2 separate regions of the Homo sapiens genome follow, and region 1 is linked to region 2. Evidence: read pairs that join two places in POLR2A ChIA-PET (ENCODE). Cell type or tissue: OCI-LY7. All regions are shown on one strand. Links, peaks and the distances in the headings refer to the core of each region. The heading gives the core; the rest is flanking DNA.

The links. Peaks named below come from ENCODE experiments on the same cell type or tissue, not always from the same donor. Only the 100,000 strongest peaks of a DNase experiment are listed, where the experiment ranks them.
Region 1: POLR2A ChIA-PET joins it to region 2 with 18 read pairs; 4 of 35 experiments call an interaction of 5 or more read pairs at or near these places.

What each region holds. Positions count from the first base shown.
Region 1 is chr3:31,940,673-31,952,164 of GRCh38, forward strand. All of the region lies in intron 1 of OSBPL10 (oxysterol binding protein like 10), which reads right to left. Among named protein-coding and RNA genes, the nearest start is that of OSBPL10, 35 kb to the right of the region's middle. RefSeq lists enhancers at 5,654-6,256, 6,257-6,858. In OCI-LY7, for the core only: no CTCF peak of the experiment used is centred there; DNase peaks (open chromatin) are centred at 1,949, 4,599, 4,699, 5,969 and 6 weaker places; H3K4me3 peaks cover 5,226 bases; H3K27ac peaks cover 8,000 bases.
Region 2 is chr3:31,871,436-31,882,927 of GRCh38, forward strand. It overlaps OSBPL10 (oxysterol binding protein like 10), which reads right to left. Exons shown (of 12, transcript NM_017784.5): 2 at 8,220-8,395; 3 at 4,998-5,077. Among named protein-coding and RNA genes, the nearest start is that of OSBPL10, 100 kb to the right of the region's middle. In OCI-LY7, for the core only: CTCF peaks have their summits at 3,378, 4,128 and 8,741; DNase peaks (open chromatin) are centred at 5,526 and 8,856; H3K4me3 peaks cover 4,478 bases; H3K27ac peaks cover 6,364 bases.

The DNA.
Region 1 (11,492 bases), core at 1,845-9,844, 70 kb after region 2:
AGATGATGTTCTCCTTCACCCCTGGCCTCTCTGCTTGAACAACCCCACAGCTTTGGCATGGCCACCTCCTACTGTCTTTTGAGACTCAGCGTAGATGTTACTACTGCCAGGAAGTCTTCCCAATCCCCAAACTAGATTTGTATTTTTAGTAGAGACGGGGTTTCACCATATTGGCCAGGTTGGTCTCAAACTCCTGACCTCGTGATCCACCCACCTTGGCTTCCCAAAGTGCTGGGATTACAGGCATGAGCCACCACACCTGGCCAACTCTCTCATCTTAAAAAAGGCTTGTGCTTAACCATTTCCCTCCCCAGAATGTGAATTCCCTGAGCACAGGGTCTCCAAGTTATTTGCTGAGGGTGTGCCAGGTGTTGAGAATGGTAAATGTACTCAACGTTTGTCCGACAGGTGAATGAAACATTCAAAAATTGCTTTCTCCTCAAGCTAAACACAGAAGGATGAACAGTTGCAATATCAATATTTAAGGAAATAACTTTGAAAGAATAAAAGGTCAGTATTTTATATTTAATACTTCAGTAACCATATATACACAGGAGACTGTATTATATCAAGATCCGGTGCAAACAAAAAAGAAAAGCAAGACAAACAGACTCTGCTAACTCTTACTCTAAAAGCCAAGATAAAAGGAAAATGAAAGTCTTATTGGGTAAATAAATGAATCTCAGGGAGGGCATCCTGAGCAAAGGGAAGACTCTTTGATGGATACGAAAGTGGTCACTTTTTCAGTTGATTTAAGCAGAGGCAAGAGTTAGCCCAACAAATCTCTCTGAGCTGTGTAAATTCCAACAGAAGCAGCTAGGAGCCAAACAATGATTTGGAAACGTACCAAGAGCTCAAAAGCATCAAGTCTAGACACCTCAAACTCCCCTGAGAGGGATCTGGCTGCCTGCCTACTGCCAAGATCCCTGCTGACCCCAATTTCTTGTATTCCATAATCATTTTTAGATGGATTGCTAAGAGGTAGCTTTAAGAGAAGCAGCCTCAGCCACCTGCCATCTTTCACATCTCAGAGGGGCCCATCTTTCCTTTGAAAGGGAAAGAAAATGGACTAGTGTTAAATTGCAAGTGAAATAAATTCCTTAAATATCAGGAAGCAGAGAATATAAGTAAAGATCTTCCTCTAGCACTTCTAGCTGCCAAATCAATCTTCAAAGCAAAAAAGTGCTAGCTGTATTTCTTCAAGTGCTATCTGATTTGCCAGAATACTTTTCACCATTCCAGAACTATTATCGGCTGGCTGCTGGTTACCAGCAGGGCTTCTCTTTCTTCCTTCTTCTCCCAGTCGAGAATGCAATGTATGGCAGGGCACGGTGGCTCACGCCTGTAATCCCAGCACTTTGGGAAGCCGAGGCGGGTGGATCACGAGGTCAGGAGATTGAGACCATCCTGGCTAACACGGTGAAACCCCGTCTCTACTAAAAATACAAAAAAATTAGCTGGGCGTGACGGCAGGCACCTGTAGTCCCAACTACTCGGGAGGCTGAGGTAGAACAATGGCGTGAACCTGGGAGGCGGAGCTTGCAGTGAGCCGAGATGGCGCCACAAGAATGCAATGTATGGCTCAATATAAAAAGCGGGCTGAGCGCAGTGGCTCACGTCTGTAATCCCGGCACTTTGGGAGGCCAAGGCGGGCGGATCAGGAGTTTGAGACCAGCCTGGTCAACATGGTGAAACCCTGTCTCTACTAAAAATACAAAAATTAGCTGGGTGGCGGGCACCTGTAATCCCAGCTACAAGAGGCTGAGAGAGGAGAATCCTTTGAACCCAGGAGTTGGAAGTTGCAGTGAGCCAAGATCGCATCATTGCACTCCAGCCTGGGCGACAGGGTGAGACTCCATCTCAAAAAAAAAAAAAAAAAAAAAGTGACACATTTCCTCTTATACATTTTTTTTAAATCCTCCCAGATGCCTCATTACCTGCCTGGCTCCATTGTCAGCATCTGAGCCTGGCATCTGAAACCTTCAAAACAACAAACCCATTTAAAGCACAGGCATGTCTGTAGGGGTAAAAGTGAAAAGCAAAAATTGAGATAAATGAACCAAAAAGTGATAGCCACTGTCATTGAAAGTAAACACCATATGTAAAATAGCAAACACACAATTAGCTAACACAGTTTTGACAAAAAAAATTATGTCAAATTTTTTAAATCATAACATACACATAACAAAATTTGCCATTTAGTCATGTTTAGGTGTACAATTCAGTGACATTAGTTGTATTCACAATTGTTATGCAACCATCACTACTATCTATTTCCAAACCTTTTTCATCACCCCAGAGAGAAATTCTGTAACTATCAATCAATAACTCCCCATTCCAATCTTTCCTCAGCCCTTGGTATCTTCTAGTCTACTTTCTTCCTCTATGAATCTGGCTAGTATTGATATTTCATACAATGGGAAGCATACAATATTTGTCCTTTTGTAACTGGCTTATTTGACTTCTTAGCATAATGTTTTCAAGGTTCCTCCATGTTGCCACATGTATCAGAGCTACATTCCTTTTCATGACTAAATAATATTCCATTGTGCATATAAACCACATTTTGTTTGTCCATTCATCTACTGATGCACACTTGGGTTGTTTCCATTTTTGAATCTTGTGAATAATGCTACAATGAACCTTGCCATACAAGTATCTATTTGAGTCACTGCTTTCAATTATTTTGGGTATATACCTAGGAGTAGAATTGCTAGGTCATATAATACACAGTATTTTTTTTAATCAAGTACATTCAATAGTTTTAAAAAAAACTTGGACTTTTTTCCTGATTAAAAAGCAACACATGTTCATTGTAGGAAATCTGGAAAATAATTACACCACCCAGAGAAAGTCGCTGTTAATATTTCAGAATATTCCCTTAAAATCTTACTGTCTAGTTATACACATACACAGAGACAGACATACATGGATATTTTAACTAAAACTGGGTTATTTCCACTTATCATTGTATCAAGAGCATTAACTCCACTGTCATTAAATGTTCTTCAGAGGCCGGGCACAGTGGCTCATGCCTGTAATCCCAGCACTTTGGGAGGCCAAGACAGGTGGATCACGAGGTCAGGAGTTCGAGACCAGCCTGGCCAATAGGGTGAAACCCCGTCTCTACTAAAAATACAAAAAAACTAGCCAGGCATGGTGGCACGCACCTGTAGTCCCAGCTACTCAGGAGGCTGAAGCAGCAGAATCACTTGAACCCAGGAAGCGGAGGTTCGAGTGAGCTGAGACTGCACCACAGCACTCCATCCTGGGCAACAGAGGAAGACTCCGTCTCAAAAAAAAAAAAAAAAAAAAAAAAAAAAGTTCTTTAGAAACAACACTTAATATATGAATAATATTTCATCAGATAGATAAAGCATAACTTTATTAACTATTCCCCAATTTAGGCTGTTGCATATTTTCTGTGGTCATAAATAACACAGCAATGAACATTTTCATGAATTATTTCTTCTGCACTTCTTTGATTACTATTTTAGCATATCTTACAACAAGTAGAATCACTGCATCAAACAATATAACCATTGCTAAGGCTGTTGATAAAGATTACCTATTTGTCTTCCATAAAAGTCATACCAATCTATATTTCTACCAGCAAAAATAAGCAGCTTTTTTAAATGTAAAAATAAATTAATTATATAATCATAAAATATAAAAGAACAGCTTCCAAACTGGTAAACCATGTGTTAGCAATTATCTTTTCTATTAAATGATGTGGCCAGGCTAGATGAACTAAGGTTCAAGACATCTAGGAAAATGTCAAGTTTTCAAATGGCAATCCATATTTTAAACTAACAGGCCTGCTAAAGCATGGATATATTTACATATGGACATGTGGAGAGAAAGATTTATGTAAAACCACCACCTTCCTGATAGCTGTCCCCATCCCTAAATTTTCCCTTTGTCCTTTTTATACAAGCCTGAATAGACTAAGGACAACTCTAATGCCTATAATACATAATGCCTATAATACAGTGCTGTGGCACTGACTCATCTCCTTGGAGACACCTTCTTCCCAGCACATCCATCAGCCAATCTGGTTGCTTCACATGAAAAGAGTGGGTACAGGAGTTAAGGTTGCAGTGAGCTATGATTGCACCACTACATTCCAAACTGGGCAACAGAGCAAGACCCCCTCTCTTTAAAAAAAAAAAAAAAAAAAAAAAAAAAAAAAAAAAAAGGCCAGGCACAGTGGCTTATGCCTGTAATCCCAACATTTTGGGAGGCTGAGGCGGGCAGATCCTGAGGTCAAGAGATTGAGACCATCCTGGCCAACATAGTGAAACCCCGTCTCTACTAAAAATACAAAAATTAGCTGGGCGTGGTGGCACACATGTGTAGTCCCAGCTACTCGGGAGGCCACGGCAGGAGAATCACTTGAACCTGGGAGGCAGAGGTTGCAGTGAACCAAGATTGCACCACTACACTCGAGCCTGGCGACAGAGCAAGACTCCGTCTCAAAAAAAAAAAAAAAAAAAAACAGGAAGGAACAAGCCATGCTAACAAAAGGGGTGCCAGGGTCATTTTGGGAGGAGAAAATTACCTAAAATTCCCTCCCTCATCAGCAAACAAGGCGTCAAATTCCTGCCACTAGGACTCTGGTCCAAAGTTACAGTCCCCAAAGTCAACACCAGTGACATGGGGCTCCCAAAGTCACCACAAATATGCTCTAGGGACACTATCTGGACCGGAAGCCTCAAAACAAAAGTCAGTCAGTGACATACGATCCAGCCCTCAAGCCCACTTGCTTTGACCAGAATCAGGCTTTGGTTTGTTCATTGTTTTTATTTTTGGCTTTAAAAATTGTTTTGAATCAGTTGACAATCTTTAAAAATTAAGACAGCTTCTCACACAAATCTACATCTCTAGTTTCTCTTGCAATATCCAAGGATCTCAACATGGGGTCCATTCACTACACGGCAACCATAGGCCATAGCTGAGAAGCAGCTGCCCTGTCAGATGTGATGCACTCTCAGGTCTCCATGCTCCCACCTTCTCCAGACGCTCAGGATGCCAAAGCAGAGGTCAGCAGCCCTTGACCAGAGGGGTTTATACTGCTTTTCTGACACCCTTGTTTCTGTGACACAGCCTGAGACCTGGAGAATATTTGAGCCTGTGACCCCTGGTCTGGTACGAATAACGTATCATGCATACAAATAGGGTTACTGGCCAAACATCTGCAGATCCTATTATGACTAAAAAAATCCAAACTACTTAAGGCATTACTCAATTCAGAGAACCTCTTGCCATTAGGGATTGCCTGAATCAACAGACACTACTAAGTTTTGGTTTATGCTTTTTTTTTTCTGAGATGGGTTTCACTCTTGTTGCCCAGGCTGGAGTGCAATGGCATGATCTCGGCTTACTGCAACCTCCGCCTCCCAGGTTCAAGTGATTCTCCTGCCTCAGCCTCCTGAGTAGCTGGGATTACAGGCACGTGCCACCATGCCCGGCTAATTTTTGTATTTTTAGTAGAGACAGGGTTTCACCACGTTGGCCAGCTGGTCTCGAACCCCTGATCTCAGGTGATCCACCCCCCTCAGCCTCCCCAAGTGCTAAAATTATAGGCGTGAGCCACTGCACCCAGCCACTACTAAGTTTTTTAATGAAAAGGGGGAACTCAAGTTTTTTACTTTTTCAATAATAACAAAAAAATTAGAAATCAATTAAGAATTTAAGAAAAATTAAGAATTTTATTAAGTTGTTTTTTATCAAAAAAAAAAAAAACCCTTGTATTAAGAAAAATTAAGAATTTTTTAAGTCGTTTCCTTCCTGACTACTATGTACAAAATATTAGGCTTCTATTGAAGCAATGACATAATGATGAGTAAGACCCTGCCTGGGCCCTTGCAGGCAGATGGCGGACAGCGTGTGAACAGAGCAATTGCGGGAGGCACAGCGGTAAAGGTAATGGCATCCACCTGCGAAAAGCACAAGAGCCCTCAGGAGGTGACAGGAAGCCTTTATCAAAGGACAAGGCATCTGCCCGGCTAAGGAGAGGGAACAAGAAGCAAGGCTATGACACAAGTTCAAGGTGGAGCTGGGCTTTGGTCCCATTCTAGCAGAGCTGAGACTTCCTTTGGAGGTCACAGGAAGTCACCCAAGAGTTTTTAGTGTTGCATGCTTTAGAAAAGTTACCATGGAGATGGTGTTGAGGTGCCTAGAAGAAGAGGAGCTTGGGCTCAGGGAGGCCTTAAGAAGATGATCGTGGGAGTCCAGACCAGATGCAAGGAGCATCGAAACAAAGACAAGGGCAGGAGGAGCAGACCAGAGAGGCAGCTACGGCTCAGTGGCTGTTAGATACTGACAAATGAGACGAGCAGTTATCAGAAGAGACAAAGGCAGGAGGGAGCAGACCAGAAAGGCAGCTATGCCTCAGTGGCTGGTTAGATACTAGAGAACGAGACACAGCAGTAATCAGAATGATTCACTAAATTTCAGGCTCTGACAACTCAGTGGACATCAGAAACACTGGGCCAACACAAAAAATAAAGGATGGGGAGCAGTTACTGGAAGGTAAGGGTGAGTAGGGGAGACATAGAGACCAGGATCCCATCTGCAGAAGTGTAGCAGCTCTGGATCTAGGCACGAACAAGGTCAACCCTCGGCCCAGGCTGTCCCTAAGCACACAGCACATCACCAAAGCTGGAGGTGCCAATTCCTCCACCCAACTCAGCTGAACAGCAGTTCCCACAGCATCACTAAGGCTGAAAAATTGGAATGCTATCCTCCTCACAAAGGCGGAAGCATGCTTTGTCCTCTGCCTGCCTATAGCGAGTGTCCAAATTACCAATGGCAGATCTTACACCAACATCAGAAGTCCCCTACCAGCTCCTCTTGGCCTCTGCATATGCCACCTTCCCCTACTCCACAATTCCTGCGACAGCACTGAGAAGGTACTCAGGCAGGGCATGGGGTTGGGAGGTTTGGTGGAAGTCTAAAGATGACCAACACATGAAACAAGCCCTCAAAAGAACCTAACAGATCACGGAAGACTCCTGTGGAAACACTCCACACGCTGAGCACAGTATGACAGGCTGGAGGAGAAAAATAGATAAAGAATCTGTGTTAGGTCATATTCCCTGGAGGCAGAGCCTGATGTGGCGACTCCTATGCAAATGAGTGCTTGAGGAAGTGCTCTCAGGATCCGGAGAAACTGGAAGAAGGTGAGGGAAACTGCATAGGAGTTGAGATAAGCCCAGCCTCCGTCTGATCCCACAAAAAGCTCTGAAGTAAACTGTACAAAGTTTGTGCTGCCAGGAAGCAGGGGATTGGGTTTGATACTCCCAATCGTTGACTTCACTAAGTGATGTCAGTCACTGGGTACAAGGTCACACCAGAGTGGAGGATGCAGGTTACCTCCCAGTCACCTCCAGGCTAGAGGGTTCCTCCCCTGCAGGGCAGAATCTTCCAGTGAAAGGTACAGGCATGAAGTATTAGCAGCTAACTCCCTCAATTAGTCAAGGGCTGGGTGCCCTGACCCAGTAAAGGGGATCTGTGCAGGGCACCAGCAACATCCACAATGGACAGAGTCCATTCTAGAAGTCCAGCAGAACAATATACATGCAGGGAAAGAGGGAAGGGCCATTCATCATTATGAGTCTTTTCATCTTTCCATCTCTCTGGAAACCATCCAGGAAGTTAAAAAACTCATCTGTACAAGGTGGTTGAGCACCTCTGAAAAGCCTTGAGCATGGAGTATAATTTTACAACCCAGACTGAAGGCTTACCTCCCAAGTAACTGGGTTTATTGTTCCCTATTGCAAGCAGCAGCCTGCAGTTCCACCTACCTTCTGCCTAAGAGCACTTTAGCCTCAGAGTGAATCTCCACGACCACACTCGAGCAATAAACGGGCAGTCATCCTCCGTCATATAACTAACAACTTTCCTCCAATTTTTATGGTGCTTTTTATGCTGACTTTATAAAGTTTCACGTTTTACTTTCCAGATTTCATCGTGTGCATTCAATGCACCCCAGGAGTGTTGCTAAGCAGTTTTAATTTTCCAAGAAGTATTTCTTTGCCTTTCCTTTCCACTAAAGCATAGCTAAGAAATTGGAAAAGGCCCCCAAATCAAGTTTTCTGTACAGTGTGTACAATCTGGACCAAGACATTCAAGAAGGAATTGACTTAAGGAGAACTTCAGAATCATGGCTGGAGCCCCCACCATCCATGATGGAGTTAGAGAGTACCTCTATGGTAATGCAGGGCCAAATAAGTAAATTCCAGAGTAGCGAAATTAACTTTGTAATAAAAGACTATTTGATTATTCAGAGAAAAGGGAGCAGGTGTTTGGTAAGGTGCCAGAGAAATTCCTTAATTACCAGCCAAGTCCAAAGGAAATAAATGGTCAAATCAATTAACTCATTATTTATTATTTACTCTGTGATTAAACTTACAGATCAAGCTTCTAACAATACTAAGGGGAAGTTGGGGAAAGAGGAGTTTTAGGTTGGTTTCTTAGCCCAATGCAAATCTGCCTCAATTGTCATTCCTAAAACGCACACACATATTATTTCAGGAAGGATTGAACCAATCAACTGAAAAAACAGGAGACAAGTTAAAATAGCAACAGCTAACCTTTTCAGAGTACCTTCCATGTGCCTAAAACTGTGCAAGTAGTTGGATGCATACATCCTTCTCCATTCTCATGGAACAATTGTGCAGTACAAGAAATATAAAAGGATACTGGGTTCCGGCTGGGCACGGTGGCTCACGCCTGTAATCCCAGCACTTTGGGAGGCTGAGGCGGGCAGATCACGAGGTCAGGAGATCAAGACCATCCTGGCTAACACGGTGAAACTCGGTCTCTACTAAAAATACAAAAAATTAGCTGGGCTTGGTGGCAGGCACCTGTAGTCCCAGCTACTTGGGAGGCTGAGGCAGGAGAATCACGTGAACCCGGGAGGTGGAGCTTGCAGTGAGCTGAGATCACCTCACTGCACTCCAGCCTGGGCAACAGAGCAAGACTCTGTCTCAAAAAAAAAAAAAAAAAAAAAAAAAAAAAAAAAGGATACTGGGTTCCTACCTCACAGAACAGACACAAGTCCAGACAGATTAAAGCCTTAATTGAGAGAGGTAACTTCTGAAACTTTCAGCAGAAAATATAAGAGAATATCTCTTTAGTTAACTAGAAAAGAAAATACTCATATTCTACCACATTAAGAACCTCCTGACCTGAGGTCCCACCTATGGACTGACTTGGTTTGGATCAGAGCTAGAAGCTGCTCTCAATGAAAAATTTTAGTTGTCAGTTATGCAGTGGGTTGAAGTAGCAATCTGAGAGTTGGCAAAAATTTTTTAAAGTAGGTCTCGGTGGAAATCCTACTTATGTAGGCTTGTATTAGCTTCCAGGGTATCCGAAAAGGGCCTGTCAGGAGGGATGACTGTTTCTGCCAGTAAACTGAGCAGTGGGCAGCATAATTAAGAGAATATGGAAAAGAAGTAAGAACTTGTTTTTCAAAAGCATCACAAATAAAGTAAAAAGCCAAGCTATGAACTAAAAGGAGATATTTGCAACATAGATCCAACAAAGGATAAGTATGCAGAATATATAAAGCACTCCTACAAACCAATGCAAAAAAGACAACCTAATAAATAACTGAGCAAAAGACCCAAGCTGGAATTTCATAAAAGAGGAAGAAAGAATGACCCTTAAGCACATGAAGAGCTGCTGTCTTTCTGATAATCAGAGATACACAAATTAAGATACCAATGAGATATCATGTATACCTACTGGCTTGGCAAAATTAAGAATTCTTACTATATCAAAAACTAGAAAAGGTGCAGAACAATGCAAATGCTTATACCCTACTGGATGGCATTAAACTGGCACATCCACTTTAGAAAACAACTTAACATCATCTTATAAAATGGAACATCCAAATACCCTGAAGCCCAGTGGATATAGTTTGGATATCTGACCTCTCCAAATCTCAGGCTGAAATGTGATCCCCAATGTTGGAGGTGGAGCCTAAGGGGAGGCACTTGGGTCATGGGGGCAGATCCCTCACAAATGGCTTGGTGCCCTCCCTATGGTAATAAGTGAGTTCTCACTCTGTTAGTTCTGTTAGTTTACCAGTTAGCTCTGTTAGAGCTGGTTGTTTAAAGGAGCCTAGCATCTCCTCCTCTCTCTCTTGCTCCCTCTCGCCATGTGACATGCCTGCTCCCTCCACTTTCCATCTTGAGTAAAAGTTCCCTGAAGCCTCACCAGAAGCCAAGATGCTGGTGCCATGCCTGTACAGTCTTCACAACCATGAGCCAAATAAACCTCTTTTCTTTATAAATTACCCAGTCTCAGATATTCCTTTATAGCAATGCAAAACGGACTAACACACCAACAATTCAACTTCTACATCAACATCACAAGGAAATTCTTGCGTGTGTGTACTGGGAGATACATACTAACTTACACACAGCAGTAACACCGTTCACAGAGGAAGAAATGGTGAACAACCTAAATACCCATCACCAGGATAAAAAATTTGTGACATAGTCACACAAAGAATGTTATACAGCATTGAAAAGAAATGCACTGAAGTTAGACACAATAACGGGAATCAATTTTGGAAACAAAACGGGAAAAAAAAAAGACTTGCAGAAAACTATATACAACATCCTTTTAAAAATATAAAACTGAGAAACAAAACTAAATAATACAGAGAGATAACACACATTATTTTTGTAAAATATCTATTATAAAAATACTTTATATTATACAAAGGTGAAGGAATGATGAACTTGAAACTCAAGAGTTAGTGGTTACCTAAAAGAGGGGAGGAAAGGATTGAGTTGAAGAAGAATACTTGGGCAGATGAGCTACTAGTGGTTATATTATCCTTCCTAGAGTGAATGGTGAGCTCATGCCTGTTCATTTTCTTATGCTCTGTTACATATATGATTGCATATATTCTTTAATATAAATCAATTATATTTTTCAAATATTAGAAAAAAGCTATTTAGATCATTTATTCTATGATTGTATACAATTATAAAAATAGAAACTAATATATAAATGTTAATTTAAACTATATAATTATATATTTAAATTATATGGAGTATTTATTATTATTCCCATTTTACTGATGAAGAAACTGAGAGTTAAAAAGGTAGGATAACTTTACACATCCAGTTAAGTGAAAGTGACAAACTAAGCTTTTCATTAACTTTAAAACCCATGCTTTAACACCGTGCTATACTCTTAAGATTTCCACCAGCGAAGAAAAAAATTAGATATAATTCACAAGATTCAAGAATCCCTGCCTAAAACTCCATTAGTGTGCAACTCTTACAGAACTCCTACTATAATCTGTGCCTTCCATGAGTGGTGGGAAATGAGTATTGTTTATTAGGATTTGTTAGCTCTAAAGACAAACTTATTTACATGTTAACATATAGTCATATTAAACAAAAGACTCTTAAATTCAATGAAATTTGGAATTTATAGAAAACCTACGATAAAGCATTTTGTTTTAT
Region 2 (11,492 bases), core at 1,244-9,243:
CACCTTAAAAGCTGTAACACTCACCGCAAGGGTCCACGGCTTCATTCTTGAAGTCAGTGAGACCAAGAACCCACCAATTCCGGACACACTGTAACACCACTTTTCCTATCCTAGAAGTTTCCTAAGACCACCCACTTGATAAAAACTACAAGAAGCCAGGCTCAGTGGCTCATGCCTATAATCCCAGCACTTTGGGAGGGCAAGGCAGGAGGATCGCTTGAGCCCATGAGTTGGAGAACAGCCTGGGCTATGTGGAGAAACCCTGTTTCTACAAAAAATTAGCCGGGGATGATGGTGTGTGCCTGTGGCCCCAGCTGCTCAGGAGGCTAAGGTGGGAGGATGGATTGAGAGCCTGGGAGGTCAAGGCTGTAGCACTGATTGCACCACTGCATGCCAGCTTGAGCAACAGAATGAGACCCTGTCTCAAAACACACACACACACATGCACACGCACACACATGCAAGAAATTCACTCTTGCATTTCTTGCATTTAAGACCTTCAAAGTCATACACAAGTAGATTCTCATAAGAATGGCTTTATGACTCTCTCTCAACACTTTCTCCATCAATGCTGCTTTAATTTTTATAATGCACTAAAGGCCGAATGTTTTCTTTTGTTGTTTGTGTTTTCAGGGGAAGTCTGTGTTCTATTCTTCCTGGCAGACCAATCCCATACCCCGGTGACTCCACCTCAAGTAACACCGGAAACCACAGGATGAACCTATGTGACATGGAGAAAAGGGAGATTTTGTCTGTTTGTCAGTTTCTGTCCATGCAGAATCAGAAACTTTCCTAGAAGGGACCCCACCACCCACAGAGGGAAGCACATGGTGGCCCTAGCTGACATCTGTGAGGCTAGATGTCAGAGCAAGGACAAGAAAGCAGGAGACCCAGGTTCCAGTCTTAGCACCACAGCCTCCTGGTTGGGGCTTCTTTGTGTACAAACCAATGGAGGCTGGGCGAGATAGCCAGACCTCTGGATTTCAAAAGCCAATACGTGTTTTGTTTTTGTTGTTGTTTTTTTTTTTTTTTTAAGTCTGGGAATTGATTTAGGGTTATTCACACTTTCAATTTTTCCAAGTAAGAATATTAAGAACAAAAAGTACCATAATTCCACTAAAATAGCTAAAATGTAAAGACAGAATCAACTACTGATACACACAACAGCATGGATGAAATTCAAAAGCTTTTTTTTTTTTTTTTTGAGACATGATCTCACTCTGTCACCCAGGCTGGAGTACAGTGGTGCAATCTCAGTTTGATGTAACCTCTGTCTCCTGGGCTCAAGCAATCCTCCCACCTCAGTCTCCTGAGAAGCTGAGACTACAGGTGTGCACCACCATGCCCAGCTAATTTTTTTCATATTTTTTTGGAGACAGGGTTTCGCCATGTTGCCCAGGCTGGTCTCGAACTCCCAGACTCGAGCAATCTGCCTGCCTCAGCCTCCCAAAGTGCTGGGATTACAGGCGTGAGCCACCACATCCAGCCTCAAAAACTTTTTTGTAAGTAACAGAAGTCTGTTGTGAAAGGCCATATAATTCTACCTATAGAACATTCTAGAAAAAGCAGAACTATAAATAGGAAACCAATCAGCAGTTGCCAGTTGCAGAGGGGTCAGCGAGGAGATTGATCATAAAGGGGGTAACGAGGGAACCTGCTGGCAGGGCGGAATTGTGAGTACAGTGGTGGTTACTCGACTCTATATATTTGTCAAAACTCAGTGAACTTTACACTTAAAAGGAGTTAAATTTTATTGTATGCAAATTATACTCTAATAAACCTCAATTTAAAAAAAATGCAATCAATATTCTACCATATTCTACGATAAAAAGGAAGAATATTTTAACCATCCAAAAGCAAAGCAACATAATTTTTGAAAAAAAGAGTAGTCGTTTATTTTAAATAAAGTTGTCTTTGGGAATAATTCCCTCCTTGTTTTTCTCATTTCACTCTGGACTGGGGAAAAACTTCATCAGGTAGTGACTAAGGCAGGTCTGGGTTTTGAAACCACAGGCTGGGTCATCCTTAAAGCCTTTTTCAGCTCTACAGTTCTATGCATCTGGCTATCCTGTAGTTCTTACTAAAATGAGTTTGAATTATAGCACCATTTTACCTAATATTTGTTCCAGGGAACACAATGTTATTTTTTTCCCACCCTGAACACGATTTTACGTAAGAGTTTTTAAAAGGCAAAATTCCAAGCAGCTGTAGGGAAAGTATTCTCTATAGTCTACTGTAAAGGGATCTGATCTGCTGAGAATAAAGAAGAAACACGGTGAAGAGGAGGCTTGGCATATATTCCTAATAACCATGATGCAAATTAAGCAGCAGTACTATAGTTAACTAGATATCAAGTTTATATTCACTTTGAGCCCATCCTTGTTTTCACTATTTAACTTCTGCTTAAGCAGCCTTGAATTTGGTAATGCTGTCACTGAATAATAAGGTCTGTTCACAGTGTTAAAATTATTATTCCCTAGTTGATCATGCTAGCTAGGATATAAATGAGTGGTAATAGCACTTTCATCTCCATTTCTCAAATAAGAAATCCTCCAGGCCTAAACTTCTAAATTATTATTTATTTTGATTCTAATATTAATAGATTAGTCAGTATTCCTGAAGCTAACCAGAGAATATATCAGGAAATCAAACTCTGCTTCCAAGAATCTTCAAATTCTTTTTTTTTTTTTAACTACCATTAGGAAGGCTTTAATTTTTCTTCTCTACAATGATTCATCAAAATATTAATGTACTTAAAGTTGGTTCCCCTACCTCAATTCCCACTCCCAAAATAAATTCCAGATGAATCAGTGATTTAAATATAATAATTAACCTATAAACTCCTTGAAAACAGTGAAGAATATTTTCATAATTTTGGACCAGAGATGCCCTTTCTAAATATGATACAAAACCAAAAGCCAAAAATAAAAATACTCATAAACTTGACTGCAAAAACTTAAATATTCTACAAAGCAAAAATTTTATTCAAACTCAAAATACAAATTGTCTACTAGGAGAAAATATCAACAGTACAAATGACAGGCCAAAAAAAATCCTTTGTACACAAAGAGCTACTGCAAATCAAGAGGAAAAAATGAGCTTAATAGAAAAACAAGTGAAGGATATAAATTGGCAGTTTGCATTATTTTTAAGAATGGCCAATAAACATTTGAAGACATACTTGGCCCCAGTCATGATTTTAGACATGAAAATAAAAATAATGAGGTATCCAATTTTGATCTGTGAGAATGAAGAAACCTGAATGTTAGTAACGCCCGTTAATGAGAGGGGGAAACAAACTCTTACAGAACTGGTGGGAGTACAAATAACGGCAACCGTTGTAGAAGACAATTTAGCAACGTCTATGAAAATTTCAAAGACATATTCTAAGATCTAGCAATTCCACTGGTATAAATTCATCCTACAGATAGACACCTAGAGGTATAAGAATATATATGCACAAAGACGTCACACATTACAGCATTATATGTGACAACAACAATAAGGAAACAACTCTAAATTTCCATTAGTAGAAGACTTAAATAAAGCACTGACATCCATTCCCAAAAACACCATCTGGCCAACCAAAAAGGAGTGCAAGTAAATCCATGTGCCTAATACAAAAAGATCTCCAAAATATATTAAGTAAAAAAAAAAAAAAAAAAAGGAGAAAACAGTATGCATGTGATCCCCATTTGTATAAAAACATGTATTTACGTAGATACAGTTATATATACATACACATACCAAGATATACTAAATTTACTAGAAAGATATTCAAGAACTGTTAAGAACAACTATCTCTAATGAGCACATAGGGCAATAGGTGGGGATAAGTCCTTCTACTCTTATCCTCTTCTGTTCTGGTTTATAAAAAGTAAAGACACATATAAAAAGACAAAAACAAACTGCACTTCCTAGATGTATATAAAGTACCAATTAAGTGTTGAGAACTCCTACTATAATTCTTGGAAAATAAAGAAGGCCAATTGGGGGAAAATGCTTTAGAATGAGGGCTGTACCTACAGTTCCTGAAGATTCGGCTTAGGGCAAGTTAAGCGAGGCATTACAGGTAAGTGCCACTATCCTAAGCAAGTTAAGGAAAAGGGGATGTTTCTTTAAAAAAAAAAAAAAAAAGCATTATGAAGAAATTATTTTAGTTTGTATTTGGAGGCAGAACAGCCAGGTGTATCTAAGTAAGACATTTCACATGGCCCTGACCCAGAAAGCAGGCAGGTTTTAGCAGATGGAATCATCAGAAGTTTGAAGAATGGATCTTTCTACAGGATGCATGGAATACAGAAAAAGATAGCAGTTGGATACACTAACTATATTTGAACTAATGATAGAAAGGAGTAGCCCTTGGAACATTAATTTTAACAAATATTTATTGCCCTAGATAAATGCATTTTGAAATTGTTTCCTGTATTTTAATGAATGTAAATCCTCCACAATAATCCATGAAAATGCCCACCTCCTACCTCCTGCACACCTAACACAAGATCTCACAAGGTCCCCAGGAGAGAATAAATCATACTTGGATGCCAAATTACCCGAGAACATTTTGATACACTAGGAATGCAGAAGCTCCTTGCAAAGTACATAAGCAATTCAGGGTCTAGGTTTTATTTAAGGATCGGTGATGGCTACTAGATTTACGAACTGTAAATCTGACAACTCCATCTCCACAATGAAATCATCCACTAGAGCTTCTCAATAGACCAATTAACAGCTGCCTAAATTGACAACAGAATGCAAAAGTGTCTTTCCAGATTCGGTTCCCATAGTGTCTGCGTGCCTGCGTATTCTACCTACAAGAAAATCTTACTACATTTCTCCTGGCTTTAAATTTATGTGCAGCAGGACAAGTAGGAATTCCACTGCAGTGGGCAACTTAAAAAATAACATGAAAAACACCTTCCCCGAAGAAACAAATAATGGGGCTGAAAGCCAGGCTGGTTATTCGAATGCCTCCTTCCTTTCTCACGGTGACTTACCTTAGAATTCATTTCCATGTGGTATTTGGCACAAGCTCGAAGCTGAGTCACCCAGAATTGTTTCTCTTTTGCATCAGCAGCTAAAATAGAGAAAACAGAGAAAGAAATGATTGCAGAGATTGTTCCAAAACACATCCAACTTATTTCTACACCCACCTAAGGGGGTGGGGAGCCTGGGGAGTGAGAGGTAGCAAGAAGGTGGGGAAGCAAGCACAGATCACAACGTTCTCAAGCGGCCTGTACTTACACCAAAACAGAGACTGCACTGAATCCCACGGAAAATCCTCTCTTGAGCCATATGAAAAATGGATTCTGAAATACCCGTTATAAGAATAATTTTGCCATTTTTTAGCCTCCTCTGAAAAAAGTCATTTCTATAATACTTATTTAAAAAGAAAGCAGGCAAGGAACCACATGCTTATTTTCAAATGCCTCTAACCTTGTGTAGCTAATATGAGTATCAAATGGCACTTTTTTTTTTTTTTTTTTGAGACGGAGTCTCGCTCTGTCGCCCAGGCTGATGTGCAGTGGCGCCAACTCAGCTCACTGCACACTCTGCCTCCTGGGTTCATACCATTCTTCTGCCTCAGCCTCCTCCGTAGCTGGGACTACAGGCACCCGCTACCATGCCCGGCTATTTTTTTTGTATTTTTTAGTAGAGATGGGGTTTCACTGTGTTAGCCAGGATGGTCTCAATCTCCTGACCTCATGATCCACCCGCCTTGGTCTACCAAAGTGATGGTATTACAGGCTGAGCCACTGCACCCGGCCTCAAAGGGCAGTTTTTCAGGGCCTTTTGCTATCTACCAGGGCTGTATTGTGGTGTTATTAACATTTACAAAATAAGCATTCAGTTGAATTACCATTTTAGTATGCTCTCAAAGATTCATACGATTGCAAAGAGCAAGATACCAAATGCTGCCTTAGAGAGCCTCAAATTTCCCCCAAAGAGATATTAAAGTGCAAGTAGTCATGTTGTATAGTTATGTCCTTCCATCTATAACCTATCTCTCAAATAATATATATGAAGTTATTCTCAAATATCATGGGCACACAACAGGTTCTAATGAAATCTAAATCATCAATTTAATCACATAAATAACTGCATAAATATAATAATACTAGCTGCATAAATGTTGACTATGAAAAAAAAAAACAACGATTCCCTGGAAATTATATCTGTTTACAAAACTGGGCCTAAGTGTCATTTGTCCATAAAACCTGACTTCAGCTTGAACTTTCAGGAGAAGAAATCTAGAGTTACCAAATGGGAAATTCGTTGCTTAGTCCTATTTAAGGCATGAAGATGGCCCCTACAAATCCCAAATGATTTGTCTGTCAAAAGGCCTGTTACACAAGTCTGATTTACAGTGTGTACCAGGTGTAATGAACTTCCAAAGACAAAGGACTTTGCAGAAATTAGGGCCTTTTTCCTTAGTAAACTTGAAGAATTGCCAGTTTGTGGCAATACTATCCAAAGGCTTTGCATCAAAAATACTCCCAAAAGCTGTGCGTCTCATGATACCATGATCCAACTCCTACTATGTGCAGGTAAGATGTGAAATGAGACACCAACAGCCAGTTGCTTGTGGGACGGGCTAAGGACAAGCCATAAACATGCAGAAATTTATCCTGACTTTTTTTTATAGTTACGCTTTAGCTAAATTTAGCAATTGTGATTATTCCATGCAGATCATAAAACCTCTATATTTGCTATTAAAATTGCCCTCTAAAAAAAACCTAGGGCTTAATAATCCAAAGGATATTAATGATTCAATGGCAAAACAAGATGGCTCAATTGTCAAATTAGTTGGATATTTCTTTTGTATGGGTTTGTATCATTTTATAAACCACAGGCAGGGTGGAAAGTGCCATTACGTTTTTCGTCTGCTATTGTTTCTGCACTGACAATTTATTAAGCAATAAATGGCAAAGCGAAGCCAAGGACCATATAAATCTAGCCAGCTGGAATGCACACTGCATGAATCTCAAGAGAACATGAATCTTATCACATTCCTGAAAGTTTTTTATCAACTATAGACATTTTTACTTCCGAGGTTTTTGGATTGTTTTATAGATTCTGAAATATGACTTGTATATAGATAATAAACATTAGCTTATTCCATCTCTTGGGTAGTGAAGCTTGGCAGAAGAATGGTGAAAACTGGGCTGAGAGGTGAGGAATGTAGTCCCTCAGTCTGACTTTGCAGAGGCAACTGATCATGGTCACGAACAGATAGCAAGCAGCCGTTTCTTCATACTTAGCTCTTAGTCAAAAGAAAATGTTACATTAAAAAAGGCAGAATTTTCAACCACCTCTCAATACTTAATACATACTACTTTTCCTCAGGACTTGATAAATAATATAGACTCTGCGTGTCCATGTGTGTGTGTGTGTGTGTGTGTGTGTGTGTGTGCATGCACTTGTGGGCATTTAGATTTGTTGTTTCATTTCATTATTTTATTAGAAGAAAAGTGGCAGAAGAATCACAGCAATGCAACCATGACAGATCCTGGTAGAATGATCTAGCAATCAAATTACACTGCAATTTTATTACAAGTCTGACATTTCTGTGCGATGGATGTGTCTTGAGGGTGAATACTGGACTCCCTGGAAAGTCATCCTCATTTCCGGGATGCTGGGCAGGTATCCATTTTCTTTTTTTTCTTTATTAAAGCAAAGATATCCATTTTCAAGAAGCAAAGAGAAGGGAAGAAAGCATACAAAGGGACATTAACTCCATTCCAGTTGGCTTCTCACCAGGCTCTACGACAGTGGATTGAACAAAACTCAAAGGGGCACTTTACTAAGAAACGGTTCTAGAGAAACTTTGGGGGGAAAACACTAGGACCCTTAAAGGTCTTTTTTTGCCCTTATAGCACAGCCCTCACAGGGCACTGTAGTGAAGATTCATACTATTACGTCAAAGAGAATATACTGAGCTAACACTTAAGATCTTCGAAGTCCTAAGGCGCGCTGCTTTGGGAATCACTCACCTTTCCTTTGTCCTTAATTCCTCAGTTAATTAGGACAAGTAATTCCTAATGTCAGCTCCATCTCCCCACCCCAGGGATAAGAGAGGCAATGTGTGTCACCACAGAGTCCTCCAAACACAGCAAACTGTCAAAGGCAATTTAAAAAAACAAAAAATCAAAAAACAAGAGAGCCATCACCATAGCAACTAGAGGCCTGTCTGAAAAGTTACTGGGAGAAGAACGCACCTCTCAGTTTAAACATCTCTCCATTAGCAGAGTACACCACCAGCATGTGGGGAGCTTCATCGCTCAGGGACACTATGGCTCCAGATAAAGACAGGACTCCTCGAGGCTTCTGGTGTTTGCTTTGCTCATTCACAAAATACTGCAGGATGCCAGCCTCGAAATCCAGTACGAAGTACCTGCACAGAGAAACCACAGTACATCATTTTTCTCTCCTACCCTATTCTGCACAGCAAAGCAGAAAAAAGCAAAGTGATCCAGAAGTCAACATCAAGACTCCACATCCATGAAGCTGGAAACCAAAAGTCCCTCCCAGATGCCCATAGAAGTTAGCCTGAGTAGGGAGAGAGCACTGGATTCTTAAATCAGAGTGGCGCTCATAATGGGGCACTTGTGGGCAAGGGCCAGGACCACTCAGGATTTGGTGCCATGCCCACACTTCACCCAGTACCCATGGATACCACATTAAACCTCAGAATGACAGAGACTGGCAGAAGCATTGCAACACAGCCTCTTGCAACATGCTCCACATGAATTCACAGGAACAGTTGAAATTCACAAGGCCTCCAGGAGAGGTAGTTTCACACCCAGAGAGCAGCAGCAAGCTTGGTCTCCAACTTCCTGCCAGTGGCATGGGTACCATAAGGAGCCTGAGCACCTGGCAGCATCTGTCAGGGAACTGGAGGTGCTTCTGCAACCATCTGGACACGCTCTAGCAGGCCCATTCACACGAAGGCAAGGAATCCCCCTGCTCTGGGACGTTGAAATGCCACTGAACTCTACATCCATGGTAAAAGAAGAAGAACTCCAATTTGCTTAAATCACACAATGAATCTTTGTAGCCAAATATCTGGCCTGTTAATTTTCTCAAGCTATTACCTAGGAAGTAGTCAAGACAATTTCCCCTTCTCCACCAGGAGGGAAATGTCTTCACCTGAGCCTCAGATTCTTACTGTGGCCTTGAGGCCCGCCCCTGCTGACTTTTCTACCTTCTCACTTCATCTTCCACTGACACTAGTCTTTTCTCTCTTCCTTCATAGTCACCAAGTTGCCTCCTGCCACAGGACCTTTGCACATGCTGTTCTTGCTGTCTGGAGCAGTTACTCAAAGTGTGGTCTGCAAATTTTGACGGTCTACAAACTGTTACCAGTCCACCACACCCTTTTGAAACATTTCCTGCATTTGGCTTTGTTTCAATATCCAAATGCATAGATCAGTTGGACAAGTCTCAACAGTTCAGAAGTTGTCAAACACACGTGGTCCACACAAGCTACATACTAGTCATGAACCAATGACAGTGCAATTGGCAGATGGAGTGAAGCAGGTCCTTCACCATAGATAGTTTGAAAAACACTTGCCCAGAATGCTACTCCCCCTGCCTGGAATATGGTTCCTACCCCTTCTTGCCGTGTCAAGTTCTCCTGACCGGGTCAAATATTCTTTCTTGCAGCACTTTGAAATGCTCCCTCATGGTACTGGCCCCATTTGAAGTCTACATTTGTGTGATTATCTGATTCAATGACTGGTTTCCCCACTAGACTACACTCTGCGGAAGTGGAAAGTGTTTTCCTCCCCACAGCGCCCAGCAGTGTGCCTGATAGTTCATTGCTACTCAGTTAGCACTTGTGCAAGGAATGAATAAAGAAAAAAACCTACTAAATCCCACGTTTCTCCATCCATGCATCAAAGCACCCGGGTCATACAGTGAACTGATAGAGGCAATGCAACATATTTTACATTTTTTGAGGGATACATGGCGAGACTCAACATACCGTCTGTACTACCAACTCAGGGACTTTTCACAGTTTTAACATTATATTGCACTACACTCCTTTTGATGCCATCATATTTTTGCAAAGAGTTTCAGCAGGTGCTACGATTTAAAAAAAAACATCAACGTAGAACAGGAAAAGAGAACAGCAATGTCCAGTATGATTCCAAGGTTTGAGAAGCTGTGCAGTACCCACAGGTACACACATCCCATTAATAAGTAATTGTGGTTATTTAAGAAACTAAAATATTTTTCTTTCAATTGATATTATTTTTTCAAATAGCTACTGAGTTGTTTAGACATAAATATGTATGAGGTTGTTTGGAACTAACCACTTAAAAAATGAATCTGTTAGATACTTATTTTAACCTAGAAGCACCAACAACCAGCAAAGTTCACAAACCTCTAAATTATTCTCACAATAACCCAACAGAATAGATGTTATCCCCACATTATACGTATCCTGAGACTTGAAGGAATTTAAAATCCAAGTTCAACTCTTCTGTGTCCAAAGTTCAGGCTCGGGTCCACTCCAGCAAACTGAAACTCCTTGATTCTCACTCAAGTCCTTCCTTGTAACTTCTCCATATCACTTCTCCAGGACCTATTTACATACTTCATTCTCCAAATCTCCCTGTTCCAACAGAGATAATGAAGCTGAAAGCTCCTTTGCCTGGCAGTAGAGGTCCCTACTTATGGCCCCGGCAAGGGAGCAAGTCGCAGCCATCTCATTAGCACATGACTGCCCGGGTGGCAGTCCTCCAAAGCTCCAATTCCTCTAAGAAATCGTCCACTTTGAATTATTTTTAATATTTCAGATGGTCTGGCCAAGACTACTATCTATTTTACTCTTCTTCCCTCTCATCTCTCAAGTCATTCTAATAACGGTATTTCTGGTTCTCATGAACAGCGTGGATAAACGAAGACGCAAAAATGTGTCAGAACCAGGGCTATTCAAAGTGTGATCCCCAAGCCGGCAGTAACAACATTGCCTGGGATCTTGTTAGAAATGGAAAATCTTGGGCCCCACCCAAGCCCTGCTGAATCAGAAACTGTTTTAACAAGCTTCCAGGTAATCTGCTGCAGGTGAAGTGTGAAAATCACTGGCGTAAACTACCATCAACAAATCCCTTTCCTCCTCTTCCAGAGAAGCCACATCCAGAACACATTTCTCAGCCTTCCCAGCACTTAGGGTGTGGCTTTTTGAGCTTTAGCCAATAGAATGTGAGCAGAAGTGTGCACACACGCACACACACACACACACGCACTGGAATGGAGACAACCTACAGCACAACTTGGGAGAGCCTGGGTCCCTGAAACACCACCTGGAAGAGCATCACCTGCTGAGCAACACCCACATCAGACCACTATATTAATAAGAAAGAAACTTTAACTAGGCCACGGGGATCAGTATCTGTTATAGCAGCTGCTAGCCTTACATTAACAAAGACATAAAAAACCCTTTTTATTTGTATTTTCAGATCCTTCTACTTGAAATTTGCCCC